Linked DNA regions of Homo sapiens: region 2 is linked to region 1. A link is a loop called in an ENCODE intact Hi-C map of the cell type or tissue named here. Cell type or tissue: heart right ventricle. All regions are shown on one strand.

Region 1 (2,500 bases):
CCACCTGCAGCCTCATCTCCACCCTGCCGCACTCTATGACTGAGCAGCACAGGGCGCCAGGGGATGTTTGTCTGCACTGCTGCTGTGTTGCTGACTTATGAGACCTCTTTGGAAGGGGCTCAACAGGTGAGGAGAGTGGTGTGAATCCACTTGTCCTAATAGACCACTCCAACTTTCTGAACATCCCAGGCTTTCCTGGTACAGTCCCCATCTTCCAGCCAAGAGGAGAGCATGGCTCAGGTGGGATTCAGGCGAGAACAGGGCAACGCACACCTACTAGCCAAGATACAAAGCACTTAATACAGGGAGGAGTCATGTGGGCAGAGCCCAGTGGGTCTGGGTTCCCCTCATGAGGACCGAGAGGGGACCAACACCTGTTAGATGTCTGCTGTGTTCCTGACGTTGGCCTGGGTGTGGGATGTGACTGGGTGTCTGTTGCTCTCCTTGGCAGGTGCCTGCCCTGGAGGTAAAGAGGCTGGGACAGTAACTTTAGGCAGTCAGCTGGGGTCTGTCTGTTAAGCAAGGAGCAGGAATCAGCCTTGTTCTCTACTGGCCTGTCTGGGAAGCGTGAACAAATTCTGTGTCTTGAATAGTACCCGAGTCAGTTGCCAGCCCTGTGCTGGCTCTGGCAGGGGGTAGCTGTGGAGGCAAGAGTGTTGGGCAGGGTGACCTGATTGAGCCAAGCTGTTATTCTTCCACCTGAGGATTTTCCAGAAGAAGTGCCAGGCTCAGAACCGGCGTCAGATACCTCTGAGAGCCTTTCCGGTTGCCACGGTTCTCCCAGGATCGTGGAGTTCTTGAAGGAAGGCCTTTTCCTGGCGTGTCTGCAGTGGCATGGTGATATAGCCACGCCGCCCCTGTTTGTGAGTTGAATCTCTGCAGAACTCACTTTTCCCAGGAGGTGCTTTCAGAATGCAGCATACCACAGTCCTCATCAGGATCTGCTCATTTGGCTGGGCTGGCAGGTGGCTGAGTTGGCTCCCGGAGCGGGTGTCTAGCAGCTGTGCTCATGGAGGCAGGCTGGGCGTGTGAATCTCACCTCCTCCCACGGCCCCCTGGGGAAGCAGGATAGGAGCTGGGCCTGGTTCCCGAGCCTGGCCGATTGGGAGTAACAGGTGGGATCTGGACCAGGTTGTCACACCCACAATGACAGCTGGGATTATCACCGTGGGTGGTAATTCCCACATGACAGTTTCGAGTTTCAGGTCAAGAGCTGGGTCCTCTCTCTCCTCTTGCATCTGGACAGAGAGATCCTTGCCGGCTGGTTTTCTGGCTCGTTCCTCAGCTGTTTTCTGTGGCCTGCAGAGTTTGCAGCCCCAGGGGAGTAAGGAAAGCTCTGCTCTGGCCTGATTTTTGCTGGAGAAGAGAAATGTGGAAGTCAGGGTGGTGGCCTTTGCAGTGGGTCAGCTTTGGGCTGCTGAGACGGGCGGCGTGAAGGCCGGCTTCCAGAGCCCTGGCTGGCCTTTGTAGTGGATGAGACGGACCAGATTGCCATGCTAGGGTCACCCGCTGACCTGCAGTGGCCTGAGCAGATACATGGCTCTGCCAGATTTCCTGAAGTGGAGCCCTCAGCCTCACACTGCATCCCCCAGAAGCCAGGCAAGAGGAGGTCATAAGGTTTTTCTGGAAAGGAGCGAAAGAGTGCGCTGCTAAATGTTGCAGGTGGGAGTGCGTGAACAGGTGAGGCTTCCGGTAATTATGACAAGTGATGCTTGTGCTTCTCAGTGCCGTTTCCTCCCTCTGATGGGGCCTGCTTGACACCTCGCAGGGAGCGTGGGTGGAGAGTGTCATTATCCCCATTTCATTGGTGGGAACATTGAGAGATGAAACGAGGAGTTTCATCTGCAGGCCCCTGGGCCCTCTGGTCATCCCGGTCATCCTGGTTGGTTTATTGTCTTGTTTTTTAAGGGGGATGATCGAAGAAAGCCTTGGAGGTAGGGTGGGGGAAGCTGGGAACAGAGGGAATTATATTTCCTTTTCCAAATACTTGTTTAAGAATGGAAGAGTTCCTGGCCACATAATCCATGTGCACAGATTTTCCGGGGGAAAATCCATTTGAGTTTAGACTTGGAGACCGTGCCACCTCCCGGTCTGTTCCTCAGGCTTTTGACATCTGCCCACACCTGGAACATCTTAAATTCTGGTGGAGAATACAAAACGTCACTCCCCTGCCCCAGCTCACCCCTAGTTCAGCCCCCCAGGATACCTGAAGTTGGGGATCCTCCTTCTTAGCTGTGGAGCTCAGGGTATGTTGGTTCCACGTCCAAACCTTCAACCTTCATCTGTAAAATGGGGTACTGATGGCTCCCTTGCAGAGGCCTGGGGATTCGAGGCAGCACTTCTGGCCCGTACCTGTTGCCATTTCTGCATGTTGTACCCCTGGCCCTGACTCAGGCTGGCGTCCTGAACACCTGTGCATCCACAACCCCATAAGCCTTCCAGGAGCACTATAGATCAGGGTGACCCAGGATTAGGCCGGGGGTGGGAATTACAGACTACC
Region 2 (2,500 bases), 50 kb before region 1:
TTAAATTGTTTCTTTGGGTAAGGCCAGTCAAGTGAAGCAGGGGAACATTTTAACCATTTTTATCCATACAGTTCTGTGGTGTTGACTACATTCACATTGTTGTACGACCATCACTACTGTCCATCTTGAACTTTTTCATCTTCCCGACTGAAGCTCTGTACCCAGTGAATAATAACTCCCCATTCCCTGCCCCCAGCCCCTGGCACTGCCATTCTCCATCTGTGTCTCTGAATTCAGCTATTATAGATACCTCATGTAAGTCCAGTCCTGTGGCATTCGTCTTTTTGTGATTGGCTTATTTCACTGAGTGTAATGTTACCAATGTTCATCCATGTGATGGCAGAAATTGTGTGGATTTTTTTTTTAATGGAGTTTCACTCTAGGCTGGAGTGCAGTGGCGTGATCTCTGCTTACTGCAGCCTCTGCCTCCCCAGTTCAAGCTTCAAGAGTCTCCTGCTTCAGGAGTTCAGGATTCTCCTGCTTCAGCCTCCCGAGTAGCTGGGATTACAGGTGTGCACCACCACACCCAGCTAATTTTTGTATTTTCAGTAGAGACGGGGTTTCGCCATGTTGGCCAGGCTGGTCTGGAACTCCTGACCTCAAGTGATCCACCCGTCTTGGCCTCCCAGAGTGCTGGGATTATAGGCATGAGCCACTGCTCTGGGCCAACTGTGCTTTTTGAAGGCAGGAATAACTGGTTCATTTCTGGGTGTCCCAGGGAGCCTGGTTCTGAGCTTTACACATAGCACATACTGGAAGAGCCCTTCCTCCTTTTCATAGCCCATGGGGTCAGGACTGGGGACTTTTACTGATCATTGGAAAGTGACTTATCAATTACTCGGTCTTTTTCTCATTTCATCCCTGTAGTTTACTTTCTGAGGATCTTTTTTTTTTAAGTGGCTTAAAATACTTTTTTTTTTTTTTTTTTTCACAGTTCTCTGGTTGGCTAGGCAGTTTTCCTGTTGTGGGCCCACTGGGCTGAAATAGGACGGTCTAGTTAGCCTCACCCACACATTCTGTGATTGCAGGCTGATTGACATTGGGGAGGAGGGGCTGTCTTATTTGTGTTGCAGCTGGCTCGATATCAGTTGGGACAGCAGACGTTTCTCCTTCTCTTTCTCTCTCTCTCTCTTTTTTTTTTTTTTAATAGAGATTGGATCTCCCTATGTTGCCCAGGCTGGCCTCGAACTCCTGGGCTTAAGCAATCTACCCACCTCAGCCTCCCAAAGTGCTGGAATTACAGGCGTGAGCCACCACACCCAGCCTCCTCCTTTTTCTTTTTTTCCCCCATTGAGACATAATAATTGTACCTATTTAGAGGGTGTGATATTTTGATACATATCTGCAATGCATAATGATCAGATTGAAGTGATTAGCATATTCATCACCTCAAACACATTTATTATTTGTTTATGCTGGGAGGTCTGAGGAATTCTTGATTCAAACACCCAGCCCAATGTGCCTGTCAACTTTCTTCCAGGTGTCAGTTGTGAGACGGGACAGATCTTGTGTTTCTTCATGGACTTCATGTGAGTGGCTGCCCTGTGTTTTCACATTTTTATTAAGCAGCTTAATTTGCCCTTTGAATTCCGGTGATGAGTTGGCGCCAGAGTGACCACTGCATTGTTTTTCCCTTGGGTGATGGGCTGGACTGGCAACCAGTTTGAGTGAGTAACTGTGGGGCAGAGAAAGGTCACCTGGGCCTGGAGTTGGCTCCATCGTCATCTCTTAAGGCCAGAGCCTCGTGGCCACCTCTCAGTTGAGTACAGGCTCCTTTCCATGGATGGAGACAGAGTGGGCAGATCTGGGTGGAGTCTGAGGCCGCTAAAGGCATCAGCAGCACAGAAGCAGAGTCTAGATCAAATTTTACAAGCGTTCTCTGGTTCAGGAAGGCTGACTTGTTTTGGGAACAGAATGGAGCATTCTGAAACATTTCACTGAAGAAGGAGCTGGGAGTGCTGTTGATTTGACTGGGTTCAGGGGAGCATGCCTTATCCATGACTCCCTTTTGCTTAGTTTGTTGCTTCTAGCTTTATAGCCTCCTTCCTTCCTTGGTTGGAAGTCCTGTGGCTGGGAGGGCTTGTGTTTGTGACTGCTAACCTCACCAGGACAAAGAGCCCAGGTGAGCTATGTGCTTGAGCACACTTGGGAGAGGACACAGCAGTGCATGAGGCCCAGGCTGCAGCTCACCCCTGTGGTTTGAGAGGGTCCCCTGTTTAGAGTGAATGAATGGGCATCTTGGAAGCTTTCTCAGGTTACCAAAGAGTAGGTCTGAGTTTTGGCTGAGGCTGCTGCTTTTTGGGTCAAGACTCGGGGTGGTGGTGGATTAAATTAACTATGAACCCCAGGGAATATCTTGACCCTGACTGGAATACAACTGTTGTGGCTCAAGTAGGTTTTTTTTTTCCCCTTTTGAAAAGTGTAGTTATTTTAATTAAAATACAATATCCATGTAACATGTTAGAAGTTTGTTATTTTTATTATTGTAAAATTCATGTTA

The links. Peaks named below come from ENCODE experiments on the same cell type or tissue, not always from the same donor. Only the 100,000 strongest peaks of a DNase experiment are listed, where the experiment ranks them.
Region 2: a loop joins it to region 1, with 5 times the contacts of the local background. A loop is called at or near these places in 53 of 110 quality-filtered maps.

Annotation. Positions count from the first base shown.
Region 1 is chr22:23,236,284-23,238,783 of GRCh38, forward strand. The region is part of intron 1 of BCR (BCR activator of RhoGEF and GTPase); the gene reads left to right. Among named protein-coding and RNA genes, the nearest start is that of BCR, 57 kb to the left of the region's middle. In heart right ventricle, no CTCF peak of the experiment used is centred here; a DNase peak (open chromatin) is centred at 1,118; H3K27ac peaks cover 1,390 bases.
Region 2 is chr22:23,186,369-23,188,868 of GRCh38, forward strand. The region is part of intron 1 of BCR (BCR activator of RhoGEF and GTPase); the gene reads left to right. Among named protein-coding and RNA genes, the nearest start is that of BCR, 7.1 kb to the left of the region's middle. In heart right ventricle, no CTCF peak of the experiment used is centred here; no DNase peak of the experiment used is centred here.